Regions from separate parts of the Homo sapiens genome. Here region 2 is linked to region 1. A link is a contact called in ENCODE Hi-C or POLR2A ChIA-PET data. All regions are on one chromosome and are shown on one strand. Each heading gives the region's core, a stretch centred on a gene start or an enhancer-like site at or near the end of the contact. The rest is flanking DNA. Distances are from core to core; before and after follow the strand shown. Region 1 overlaps FSTL3 (follistatin like 3). Region 2 holds the start of PCSK4 (proprotein convertase subtilisin/kexin type 4).

Evidence for each region. Hi-C counts contacts between places; a loop is a spot of excess contacts on that map. ChIA-PET counts read pairs that join two places held with the same protein, here RNA polymerase II (POLR2A). Pooled maps may share reads with other maps.
Region 2: a map with no recorded cell type shows a loop between it and region 1 (18-fold over the local background). The contact joins the promoter of PCSK4 here to the enhancer-like site in region 1. A Hi-C loop is called at or near these places in 1 of 37 single-sample maps with no recorded cell type and 8 of 50 pooled maps. POLR2A ChIA-PET finds 5 or more read pairs at or near these places in 1 of 52 experiments (HEK293T).

What each region holds. Positions count from the first base shown.
Region 1 is chr19:678,628-684,891 of GRCh38, reverse strand. FSTL3 (follistatin like 3) reads right to left here. Exons shown (of 5, transcript NM_005860.3): 3 at 4,403-4,618; 4 at 3,332-3,559; 5 at 1,507-3,242. The coding sequence ends at 3,184. Among named protein-coding and RNA genes, the nearest start is that of FSTL3, 5.4 kb to the right of the region's middle. RefSeq lists enhancers at 2,861-3,409, 3,410-3,959, 5,644-6,146 and silencers at 3,780-3,879, 4,070-4,849, 4,880-5,189. Within about 2 kb of position 3,916, at least 41 of the 41 ENCODE cell types and tissues checked have a DNase peak (open chromatin) inside an H3K27ac peak, as active enhancers do.
Region 2 is chr19:1,486,869-1,493,132 of GRCh38, reverse strand. PCSK4 (proprotein convertase subtilisin/kexin type 4) reads left to right here and starts at 2,783. Exons shown (of 15, transcript NM_017573.5): 1 at 2,783-2,975; 2 at 3,236-3,340; 3 at 4,853-4,945; 4 at 5,041-5,169; 5 at 5,272-5,348; 6 at 5,442-5,530; 7 at 5,820-5,992; 8 at 6,068-6,264. The coding sequence starts at 2,787. REEP6 (receptor accessory protein 6) reads right to left here and starts at 1,952. Exons shown (of 5, transcript NM_138393.4): 1 at 1,749-1,952. The coding sequence starts at 1,863. RefSeq lists silencers at 1,704-1,823, 1,854-2,393, 2,614-3,043.

The DNA of each region.
Region 1 (6,264 bases), core at 2,667-5,166:
ATTTTTAGTAGAAACGGGGTTTCACCGTGTCAGCCAGGATGGTCTCGATCTCCTGATCTCGTGATCCACCCACCTCGGCCTCCCAGAGTGCTGGGATTACAGGCGTGAGCCACCGCGCCCGGCCTATTATTTTTTTAAGATGACGTCTCACTCTGTCACCAGGCTGGAGTGCAGTGGCGCAATCTCGGCTCATTGCAACCTCTGCCCCTGGGTTCAAGCCATTCTCCTGCCTCAGCCTCCCAACTAGCTGGGACTACAGGCATGTACCACCACACCCGGCTAATTTTTTGTATTTTTAGTAGAGATGGGGTTTCACCATGTTGGCCAGGATGGTCTCGATCTCTTGACCTCGTGATCCGCTAGCCTTGGCCTCCTAAAGTGCTGGGATTACAGGCGCGGGTGAGCCACCGCGCTGGGCCTTTTTGTTGTTGTTGTTGTTATTATTATTATTATTATTATTATTTTGAGACAGAGTCTCACTCCGTCACCCAGGCTGGAGTCCAGTGGTGCGATCTCGGCTCACTGCAACCTCTGCCTCCCAGGTTCAAGCGATTCTCCTGCCTCACCCTCCCAAGTAGCTGGGACTACAGGTGCATGACACCACACCTGGCTAATTTTTTTTTTTTTTTTTTTGAGATGGGGTCTTGCTCTGTCCCCCAGGCTGGAGTTTAGTGGCACGATCTCGGCTCACCGAGATTGGAGTTTCACCATGTTGGCCAGGTCGGTCTCGAACTCCTGACCTCATGATTCACCTGCCTCGGCCTCCCAAAGTGCTGGGATTACAGGCATGAACCACCACGCCCGGCCAATTATGCTATTATTATTATTTTAGAAACAGTCTCACTCTGTCACCCAGGCTGGAGTGCAGTGGTGCCAACACAGCTCACTGCAGCCTTGACATCCTGGGCTCAAGCCATCTTCCCACCTCCGCCTCCTGAGTAGCTGGGACCACAGGAGCATGCCACCATGCCTGGGTCTTTTTTTTTTTTTTTTTTTTTTTTGTAGAGATGAGGGTCTCACTATGTTGCCCAGGCTGGTCTGGAACTCCTGGCCTCAAGTGACCCGCCCGCCTTGGCCTCCCAAAGCGCCGAGATTATAGGGGTGAGCTACCCCACCCGGGCCCTAATCCTGTTATTTTTATTACTGCTATCGTTACACCCAAGTCATTCAAGACCGGGCCTCCATTTCTGGGTCCCAAGCCAGCTGGTGTCTTAGGGCTGCCCTAAGCCATCTTGTCTATCCTGTGTGCCCTCCCAAAAGACCTCCTTTCTCTCCCTCCCCTCCCGCTCTGCCTCAGCCCCTCCCGGGCTTGTCCACTGCCTGGAGAGGCACTGAGGCCCAGAGGCGGCCAGAGGCTGCCCAAGGACTAATGCTGGGTCTCTCTTCCCGTGCCTCCAGAGCACCCATGCGGCACCCCAGGCCCCAGGCTGCCCATCCCACAGCCGTGGGGGCGGCCTGAAGCCTTGAGAGAGGAGACAAACTGAGGCCTGGACACCCCAAAATGGCTTGAGTCTTTATTTCCTTGGTGAGGCAGGGCCCCAGGGTGGGGTGGGCTGCCTGGCTGAGGCTCCTGTAGACCCACCAACCTAGGGGCACTTTTCTGGGCACCACAGGTAAGGCACTGCCTGGGGGCTGGAGGAGGCTGGAGGAGGATGCCCAAGCTCCCCACATTCCTCACCCCAGACCGGGGAAGCTGGATATCCTCCGTGTTGTCCTCTCCCCATAGCTGGTCTGAGGCTGTGGTTTACACGCAGGCACAGGTAGGCGATTCTGAGCATCAACGCAGATGGAGGGGAGGGTGAGCCGTCGTGGGAGAACTGGCCCAAGACCAGCACCTGGCTGGTGTCGCCAGCCCCGGCTGCATTGGTGGGTGAGGCAGGTCTGGCTGGAGTCTGGGTCTGCAGGCCTGGCCGGGGCAGGTTGTGGGGGACCAAGGAGCCCTGGGTGTGAACCCCACTGTGGAGGCAGCAGGCACCTAGTGGTGCCACTGGGACACCCGGCTCCAGGACTCCGGATGTCACACATGCGTGAGTCTTGGCGTCTACACCCCCCTCGGGGCCAGTGGGTGAGCAGTGGCCCGTGGTCCCCGCCAGAGCTCCCCCAGAGTGGACTTGGCTCCGCCGGACACAGTGCCCTGCTCTGAGCTGCCGCTGGCTGCTCCACGTCTGAGACCACGCGACGTTGCCTCATGAACTGACGTGGACAGCAGCAGGGGAGACGCTGGGTGGTTCTGTGGCCAAGCACAGCCCGTGTCAGGAGCACAGGCCGTGCCCTTTCCCAGGGGGCACACTGGGCATTTCTCAATGGCCTTCACAGGACGCAAAGGGGCACACAGAGGCAGTGGGGAAGCTGGAGTTCTTGGGCTGGCAGGGAATGGTGGCAGCCTTCTTGGCCTTCATGAAGGGCCTGGCTTGCTGGGCTAAGGTCACAGTGTTCTGAGGTCCCCACACGCACTCAGACTAGACCCTCCGTACACACCCAGGCTAGACCCTCCATACTCACCCAGGCTAGACCCTCCATACACACCCAGGCTAGACCCTCCATACTCACCCAGGCTAGACCCTCCATACACACCCAGGCTAGACCCTCCATACTCACCCAGGCTAGACCCTCCATACTCACCCAGGCTAGATCCTCCATACACACCCAGGCTAGACCCTCCGTACTCACCCAGGCTAGACCCTCCGTACTCACCCAGGCTAGACCCTCCGTACTCACCCAGGCTAGACCCTCCGTACACACCCAGGCTAGACCCTCCGTACACACCCAGACTAGAGGCTTGGGGCTGAGAAAAGCAGTCATGCCTCTTCAGGAATTACCAGCAGAGAATGCCCAGCCCTCTTGATAGTAGCAATAATTAATAGGTTTATCCCCAAAGGAGCGGAAGTGTGGAATCCTCCCCGGCAATAGGTCTTAGGGTAGGGGCTGGGGCATCCTAGAGAAGGGCCCTAAATCAGGCGCTCAGTGTCCGGAACGCAGGTCTATCCCACCCACCAGCCGGCCCCCAGGCCTCCCTTCCTCAGTCCTTCCAGGATATCGTCAGGGAGGTTCTGGGATCCCCAAGTGGTCCGAATCCGGGCTCTAAGGAGTGTCCGTGGCATATAAATTAGACTCTGCTGTGGCAATAAATAACAGGGGATGATGGGGGGCCTCGGGCACCAGGCCCAGGCCTGTCCTGCAGGCTCACACGAAGTTCTCTTCCTCTTCTGCAGACTCACCACCTGGCGGCTCCTCAGGGGTGCCTGCAAGGGTCGATAAGAGCATTGAGGGCGCAGGGCAGGGGGTTCTCCGGCCCCCAGGACAGGCCTGTGCCCCCGCCCTGCGTCTGCACCTGCGCAGCTGCCCGCGTGGCGCACGCCGATGGAGCGGCCCAGGAAGCAGGTGGCCTGGCGCATGTGGCACGAGGAGATGTAGGTGACGTTGTTGTTGCCGCAAAGCTCCTGGCCGGGGCTGGAGGGCACAGGGCAGGGCGCCGCTCGACACACCACGCAGTGGGCGCTGCCCGTCTGGTCCACGACGCACGACTGTGGCCGCGGGCACACCACGTGCTCACAGGACTCTGCAGGCCGGGTGCCAGGGGAAGTTCAGGGGACATCTCGCTGAGAACCCCGCAGGGCTCTTGGCCCCAAGACCCACCCTTAACCCCCAAGATGCGAAAACCCTCTGGTAGGAGACACAAGCACCCCCCCGCCCCCCGTGAGCCCCCCTCTCCATTCCACCCCTCAGGCTCCACCCACAAGCCCTGCCCTTCCCATTGTACCCAGGAGCCACACCTCTTTCGTGAGCTCCTGCCCCTTATGCTACCCAAAGCCCCGCCCCTCCGCGACTGCGGGGCCGCCCACCCAAACTCCACCCACAAATCCCCGCCCATCTCCACCCAGGAACCACGCCCCAGCCAAGAGCCCCGCCCCTTACATGACCCAGTCTCACCCCCCTGGTTCCATCATGCCCCTCTGGTTACACCCACAAGCCCCTCTCTGAGTCACGCTCCCGCTCTGACCATGCCACATACCTCTTGCCCAGTGTGAGCCCCCAGAGGCCCACTATTTTCCAAATCCCAACCCTACAAAAGACCCTACCCCGTGATACTCCCTCGGAAGTATAAAGACGCCCTTACTCAGGCCCCACCGCCACCCATGTGACCTGTCCTGGGCTGGAGGCCCCGCCCCTACGCACTGCGGCAGCGGCCCCGCCCCTCCAGCAGGCCCCGCCCCTCCAGCAGGCCCCGCCCCCGCAGGCCTGGCCCTCACGCATTGCGGTAGCAGCCCCGATACGTCACGCTCAGGTCCGGGTGGTCCCGCCCCAGGCCCCGCCCCCGCCTACTGCGGCAGCAGCCTCGATACATGACGCGCAGGTCCGGTAGGTCCCGCCCCGCCCCTCCACAGACCACGCCCCCACGTACTGCGGCAGCGGCCCCGGTACATGACGCTCAGGTCCGGGTGGCCGCGGCAGCGCGCGGCGCGCAGCTCGCACTCGTCGCGGTAGGTGGCGCCGTCTGAGCCGCAGACCTGCAGCCGCGCCGGGAGCCCCGAGCAGTCGGGCGCGCACTCGCAGCGCGGGCGGCCCCCCAGCATGCGGCACGCCTTGCCCGGGCCGCACTCCACGCCGTCGCACGAATCTGCGGACAGAGGACACGCGCGTGGGGCCGGGCGCGGGAGGGTCCCGGGCGTGGGGCCGCGCGAAGGCCTCGGGGCCCCTCCCTGCGCCCCTTCTGCAGGGCGGAGGCGGGGGCGCCGTCCCAGGTCAGGGTCAGTCGGAGTCGGGGCCCTCGGGTTCCCAGGGGCAGGGCTCAGGGTCCGGGCGCGGGACCGGTGGGGCCGAGGTCCGCGCTGCGCCTGCGCTGGGGGGCGGGGGCTGGGCTCGGTGCGCGCGGGCCGGGGCGGGGGGGGGTCTCTGCCCGGAATCGGGGTCCAGCGGAGCTACGCAGCCCCGGGCCGCTCCTCCTTGCAGCTGGCTGACGTCTGCTCCCGATGCACGCGCTCTTCTGGGAAGGCCGGAGGGGCCCCAGCTGCGTCAGCCTGGGGTGTTCCGCCCTTGCCAGGCGCGAGTCTGGGGCTGCCAGGACCTTCCCCCAGGAGGCGTCGGGGAGGGCGGGGCGCTGGACGGCCCTCCTGGCCTGGGGAGCGATTCCAGGGGAGGGGGCCCCCCACAGCCCTAGGCCTCTGAACCAGGAGCTGCCCCGCAGCCCCGCTGCTCAGACAGGGATATTGAGGTCCTGCTAGGGAAGCTCTCTCTGGGGTCCCCGCCCCCGCTTTCAATGTGAATGCTCATCGCCTCCTAGGCTTATCGCATCTTCCCAAGTCATCATTTTACAGATGGGGAAACTGAGGCCGGGTCGCAGCTATGAGTGCAGGGGCCCAAGCACCTCAGTTTGAAAGCTGCAGCCAGGACCCAGATGACCAACCCCCTTTCTGTTATCTGGGGGTCTGGTAGGGCCTCTGAACACAGCTGTTGAGTTTATGTGCCAGCCTCAGTTTCTCTGTGTGTAAAGTGGGGCTGACGAGGGAGCCCCACTTCCAAGGCAGTGCGGCACTCCTTAGGGGATGGCCAGCGCCCGCCACGCAGCCCTTGCAGGGCATGTGGGCCGCACCTGGGCGGCCCCGGCACAGCGGCTCACAGGCACATCTGGAAATGCTCGGCCAGGGTGGCTTTTATGCGAGCGAGAACGGAAGGGGGCCTGAGTTCCGTCCCCAGGGCCAGATGAGGTTGGGGGTGGGGGGTCCTGGGCCGTCTCATGCCCAGGCCAGGCACTTTTTGAAGACTGTCCTTCTCCCAGAAGCCAGAGGGGGGTCTGGAGGGAGCAGGGGTATGTGGCAGTGAGTTCAGGACCACCCAGCCAGGCTGATCTGGGATTAATCACATCTCAGAGGCCAGCAGAGTTCCTCAGCCTGGCCTTCGGGTCTGCAGCCCTCAGCTTCAGCCTCCCCTTGGCTCCTCTGCCTGACCCCACCCACCAGGACCTAACCTCAAGCCATGTTCTCTCCTGATCCACTCTCCCATACCGGCCCCATCTGGCAAACTCCTAGACATCCCCCAACACCCCAGCTCTAATGCCCACCTCCTTCAAGATGTGCCCCAACAGGCCAGGCATGGTGGCTCACGCCTGTAATCCCAGCACTTTGGGAGGCCAAGGCTGGCAGATCACTTGAGGTCAGGAGTTTGAGACCAGCCTGGCCAATGTGGTGAAACCCTGTCTCTACCAAAAACATAAAAATTAGCCAGGTGTGGTGGCGCGCGCCTGCAGTCCCAGCCCCTGGGGAGGCC
Region 2 (6,264 bases), core at 1,534-4,033, 810 kb before region 1:
GCCCAGCCCCCAAGATTAGCAGCAGATGGGACTGGGGGTGGGCAGGGTGGAGGACTGTATGCTTCAGACAGAACAGGCACAGAGGCAGCCCCTGCCTCCCTGTGCCTCAGTTTCGTCTCTGGTGACACGGTGCCCCAGGCAGCCCCTCCCTGCTGCCTGCCTCCTGGGCGCTCTACGACCTAAATTCCTGCCCACTAGCCCCAGGGATGTGGAAAGGGAGGGCAGAGGTCAGGGACCTGCTCCCGGGGGCAGGCACAGCCGGGCCATGCCCATGCCACCTGCTGCGCTGCACATGGGACCAGGCACCTGGGGACCTCCAGGGTGTGGGCACAGACTTCAGACTGTTCTGGCGCTGCCTGGCATGGGAACCCCCAGATGGTGGGAAAATTGGGGGGGAACTGGACTCCTGGGATCCACCTGCAGAAGGTGCTCAAAAAAGTGGCACTGTCCTCTACCCAGAATACCCCAGGCCCAGAGCAAGTCCTTGTGAGTCATTCTGCGGAGCTTCCTGGAAGAGAAGGCAGAGCCAGTGGGGCTGGGAGCACCACACAAACGGAAGAAAGGCTGGGTGCAGTGGCTTCCACCTGTAATCCCAGAGCTTTGGGAGGCTGAGGCAGGAGGATCGCTTGAGCCCAGAAGTTTAAGACTAGTCTGGGTAACATAGTGAGACCCTGTCTCTTAAAAAAGTTAATTTTAAAAAGTTTTAGGCCAGGCAAGGTGGCTCATGCCTGTAATCCCAGCAGTTTGGGAGGCCGAGGTGGGCAGATCACCTGAGGCCAGGAGTTCAAGACCAGCCTGGCCAACATGGTGAAACCCCGTTTCACCATGTTGAACGGCTAAAAATACAAAAGTTAGCCGGGCATGGTGGTGGGTACCTGTAATCCCAGCTACTTGGTAGACTGAGGCAGGAGAATCGCTTGAACCCAGGAGGTGGAGGTTGCAGTGAGCCAAGATCACACCACTGCACTCCAGCCTGGGCAGCAGAGCAAGACTCGGTCTCAAAAAAAAGTTTTAAAGGTGGGGAGGGAGGCATTTAAGGAGCGTTTACTACATGCTCTTGCTAGAGATTTGGAAAGGGGAAGGGGCGCGCAGCGTCACCAAGGGTGAAAGTCACGGAAGAACTGTAATGGAGTCACAATCGGGGTGCCTGGATCTCCGGCTCTGTGGGCCCCAGTCCAGCCTCCCCACATCACAGCCGTCAGACAACCCAACTCCGTCTTAACAAACATTTACGCTCGGTGGCACTAAGCCATTGAGCTGGGGGAAGGTGAGCTAGGGCAGGAGAGGAGGAGGAAAGGAGAAGGGTCCTGGGCAGGCCCCCAGGACGGTCCGTTCCCCTTCCCGCCAGGAGCCTCCCCTCAGAAAAACGGGAAGATCTCTACTGTTGCAGCCAGGCCGGGGTCCACGGGGGAAGGGGGACGGCGAAACGCGCAGGACACTGGCATCCCGACCCCTCTGGGGCCACTGGGCAACTGGAAGAACCGGACTTCGGCATGGCAGGCACCCAGCGCCCGGAAGGAGGCGTCGGGGGGCGGCCAGGGGCGGAAGCTAGAGAGGGGTGGCCCGGGAGCAGGGTCGCAGGGCGCGGGCAAGGGAAGGGCTGCGGGCGGACCTCGAGGTCCCAGTCACCTCGCGCGCTCCACCGGCCGGACCGGACCCCGTAGCCGGGGAAGGAGTCCGGTCTGCGACCCCCAGGCCCATGGCCTCGGTGTGCCCGTCGGCGAAACGGGCTAGCGCCGACGGCTCACCTGCAGCCAGATACCGCTTCTCCACCCCGGTCTTGGCCTCCAGCGCCCCCAGCACTTCGGTGACCAGGTTCCTTTGCTCCAGGAAGTGCTCCACGCGCTGCCTCAGGCCGTCCATGGCCCCGACGCGCCCGGGGTTGGCTGCTCGAGCTCGCCCGCGGACCAGGGCACCCACCCCGCTGCACGCGCACCGCTTTCCCGCAGCCTGAGCCGCGATGCTCCGGCCCCGCGCCGGTGTCCGCCCCCGGCCCCCCGCTAGGACCAATGGGAGGGCAGGGCGGACAAAGGAGGAGGGGCCTGCCCCGTCTCCCCCGCCGCATAGCCCTCCGCCACGGCCGCCGCTGCCCAGACCCCGCCGGGAGAGGGCGGGGCGCGGCGGCCCAGGGCACCGATTGGCCGGGCCGGAGCGAGACGTAGCTGATTGGAAGGGCGGTGTCAGAGGATGGGATTATTGGCTGAAGGGTGGAGCCAGGGCGAGGAGAGGCGTGGGGGGGCGGAACCGGGGGGAGGGGCTAAAGAAACATCCGAGCCGATTGGAGAAACGGGACGCGATTCATTGGCGAGACCAGTGGAGGGCGGGGCTGATCACAAAGGAGGCAGGGCGGAATGGTAGGGGCGGGAACGGGGCGAGGCTTATCGGAGGAGGCGGGATTACGCAAAAGAATGATTCTGATTAGGCCGGACAGGAGGCCGGGCTGATTCTCGAAGGAGGGGTGTGTTGGAAAGTGGGAGAGGTCAAACAAAGGGTAGGACGCGTTATCGCAACAGTGAACCCGCTTCTCTGGGTTAGTCTTGTCGTTGTACAAATGGGAAAACTGAGGCTCCCGAGGGTGTGGGTCTGCGGAAGACGGGCAGGCGTGCGTCCCTCTCCCGCTTCTGTTAGATCTTCGCGCCCCTCCTGGCTGAGTAGCCGCAAGGCCCCCTGGGAGTCGAAGCCTTCTGCGTTGCTATGGCGCCGGGGGCGGGTCGGACGCCTGGGCCCACTCGGCGGTTTGGCGGGAGGGAGGGGATTTGCGCAGGCCCCGCTCCCGCCCCGCCTCCATGCGGCCCGCCCCGATTGCGCTGTGGCTGCGCCTGGTCTTGGCCCTGGCCCTTGTCCGCCCCCGGGCTGTGGGGTGGGCCCCGGTCCGAGCCCCCATCTATGTCAGCAGCTGGGCCGTCCAGGTGTCCCAGGGTAACCGGGAGGTCGAGCGCCTGGCACGCAAATTCGGCTTCGTCAACCTGGGGCCGGTGGGTGGGACCGGGATAGACGGGAAGTGGGGGCTTGGAGGGGACTGAACAACCCTAGACCCCGACAAGGGGGAGGGAGCCCACAAGGTCTTCTAAATATCAAGAGTCCCAGCCCACCCCTGCCTCAGCCAAGCTCAGCTTCTGGGACTCCCAGAGAGCACCTGCTGGGGAAGGACAAAGAAGGGGGCTGTTACCGGCCCTCGGGGGCTTCAGCAGGGGAGCCGGGTCCCATCGGTGCGGCCGCTTCCCCACATCCCCAGATCTTCCCTGACGGGCAGTACTTTCACCTGCGGCACCGGGGCGTGGTCCAGCAGTCCCTGACCCCGCACTGGGGCCACCGCCTGCACCTGAAGAAAAACCCCAAGGTGAGCCTGGCCTGGAGGCCAACCCCCTGCCCGGGGTCTCAGCTGCCTCCTGGGGCCACCAGCCATCTTCTGTGGTTCTCGTGGTTGTTATGAACAGCTGTGTGCTTTCTGTGGCTCAGACCCGCCCGGGCCCCAAGTCTATACAGCAAGAGGAGGCAGGAAGACCCAGATACGGAAATCATGGCGCCTGCCAGGGCCTGGTACACAGTGGGCACCTCTTGTCCTCCCCCTCCCTCCTCTGGGCCCCAGGGGCTCTGGTAAGGAGGGACAGACGGCGTGACTTCCCCACCGTCTAGGTCATGGGATGGAGGGAAGGGGATTTTACGACACCGTAATGGGTTCCAAAGAGTAGGAGGCTTGGCCCGGCGCGGTGGCTCACGCCTGTAATCCCAGCACTTTGGGAGGCGGAGGCGGTCGGATCACAAGGTCAGGAAATCGAGACGAGATCCTAGCGAACACGGTGAAACCCTGTCTCTACTGAAAATACAAAAAAATTAGCCGGGCATGGTGGCAGGCGCCTGTAGTCCCAGCTATTCAGGAGGCTTAGGCAGGAGAATGGTGTGAACCCGGGAGGCGGAGCTTGCAGTGAGCCGAGATCGCGCCATTGCACTCCAGCCTGGGCGACAGAGCGAGACTCCGTCTCAAAAAAAAAAAAAAAAAAAGTAGGAGGCTTACAGTCACCCAGTGGCCCTCAGGACGCAGTGTCCAGGCGCTCAGAAAGGGGCCTGGGTCCCATCGGGCTGGGCCCTGTCTAGAAAATGCCTGGGATGTCAAGCTGAGGGGTTGGGATGGAGCCTGGGAAGCCCTCGGAGGCCAGGAAGTGCCTTGAACAGGACTGGACAGCTGCCTGCTTACAGCACCGGGAGGGAGAGCAGTGGCCAGTTCCTGATGTGGTTTGCAAGAGAGAAGCCAGGCCTGGCGTGGTGGTTCATGCCTGTAATCCCGGCACTTCGGGAGGCCAAGGCAGGCAGATCACTTAAGCTCAGGAGTTCGAGACCAGCCTGATCAACATGGCGAAACCCCATCTCTACTAAATGTACAAAAATTAGCCGGGCATGGTGGTGTGCGCCTGTAGTCCCAGCTACTTGGGAGGCTGAGGTAGGAGAATCGCTTGAACCCAGGAGGCAGAGGTTGCAGTGAGCCAAGATTGCGCCACTGCACCCCAGCCTGGGCGACAGAACAAGACTCTGTCTCAAAAAAAGAAAAAAAATAAGGAAGTGATGCAGGAGAGAGATAGAAGGATCTAGAACAGGGATGGGGGAGAGAGTGGGGTGGGGACCCGGGGACCTGCAGTCACCCGCGGCAGCAACGACGCGTCTGTGGGCCCAAGGACAGGTGGTCCAAAAGCCTCGACCCCTTCCGACTGCAGACAGAGCCCCAGGCACATGGGGACCCTGGAGAGCAACCCCCACAAACACAGGGTCCCAGGGCACGGGGCTGCCTCACTCCCTGAACCACGAGGGGCCCCAGGGGCGAGCAGGGGACAGGCCTGATGCACCCTCTGCTCTGCAGGTGCAGTGGTTCCAGCAGCAGACGCTGCAGCGGCGGGTGAAACGCTCTGTCGTGGTGCCCACGGACCCCTGGTTCTCCAAGCAGTGGTACATGGTGAGCAGGCAGCCAGGGTGGGTAGACGGGGACGGGGCCGCTGGCGCCCTCAACTCCAGGCCCTCACAGGGTCACAACCCCGCCTCCCCCTGCAGAACAGCGAGGCCCAACCAGACCTGAGCATCCTGCAGGCCTGGAGTCAGGGGCTGTCAGGCCAGGGCATCGTGGTCTCTGTGCTGGACGATGGCATCGAGAAGGACCACCCGGACCTCTGGGCCAACTACGTGAGACCGCGGGTGGCTGTGGGCGAGGGCTGCCCCAGGTGCCGAGGCTGGCACCACCCTAGGGACGCCTCCCGGCCCCCTCATATCCCCACCTGCCCCCAGGACCCCCTGGCCAGCTATGACTTCAATGACTACGACCCGGACCCCCAGCCCCGCTACACCCCCAGCAAAGAGAACCGGTGAGCAGGGCTCCCACAGCACACGGGGGAAGCCCCAGTACCCGGCAGGGGGATGGAGGCCGTGACAGGAGCCCCTCTTGGCCCTGGCACCAGGCACGGGACCCGCTGTGCTGGGGAGGTGGCCGCGATGGCCAACAATGGCTTCTGTGGTGTGGGGGTCGCTTTCAACGCCCGAATCGGAGGTACCCGGGGTCCCCCAGCGGCACCATTCCGGGACAGAGAGGGAAGGGGGTGACTCTGGCGGGGAGCTGGGCCCAAGGACTCGGGAGCCCACCCTCTCACTGCTGGGTGGTGCTAGGGCCCCAGACTCCAGGGCTTGGGGGGTGCTGAGCCAATACGAATGGTCCCACTCCAGGGAGCAGAGAGAGGGCCCAGGTAGGGCTGGGGAGTGGTGTGGAGTGGCGCGGGGCGGGCTGGGGTGTGGGGAAGGGCAGGGCCGGTGGCAGCGGCCCTCCCGCCCTGGCTCTGCAGGCGTACGGATGCTGGACGGTACCATCACCGATGTCATCGAGGCCCAGTCGCTGAGCCTGCAGCCGCAGCACATCCACATTTACAGCGCCAGCTGGGGTCCCGAGGACGACGGCCGCACGGTGGACGGCCCCGGCATCCTCACCCGCGAGGCCTTCCGGCGTGGTGTGACCAAGGTGAGTGGCAGCCCGAGGAGGGCAGGGGTGGCAGGCCAGGCCGACGCCCCCTCCCCGCCCCTCCTGGTTTCCCAGGGCCGCGGCGGGCTGGGCACGCTCTTCATCTGGGCCTCGGGCAACGGCGGCCTGCACTACGACAACTGCAACTGCGACGGCTACACCAACAGCATCCACACGCTTTCCGTGGGCAGCACCACCCAGCAGGGCCGCGTGCCCTGGTACAGCGAAGCCTGCGCCTCCACCCTCACCACCACCTACAGCAGCGGCGTGGC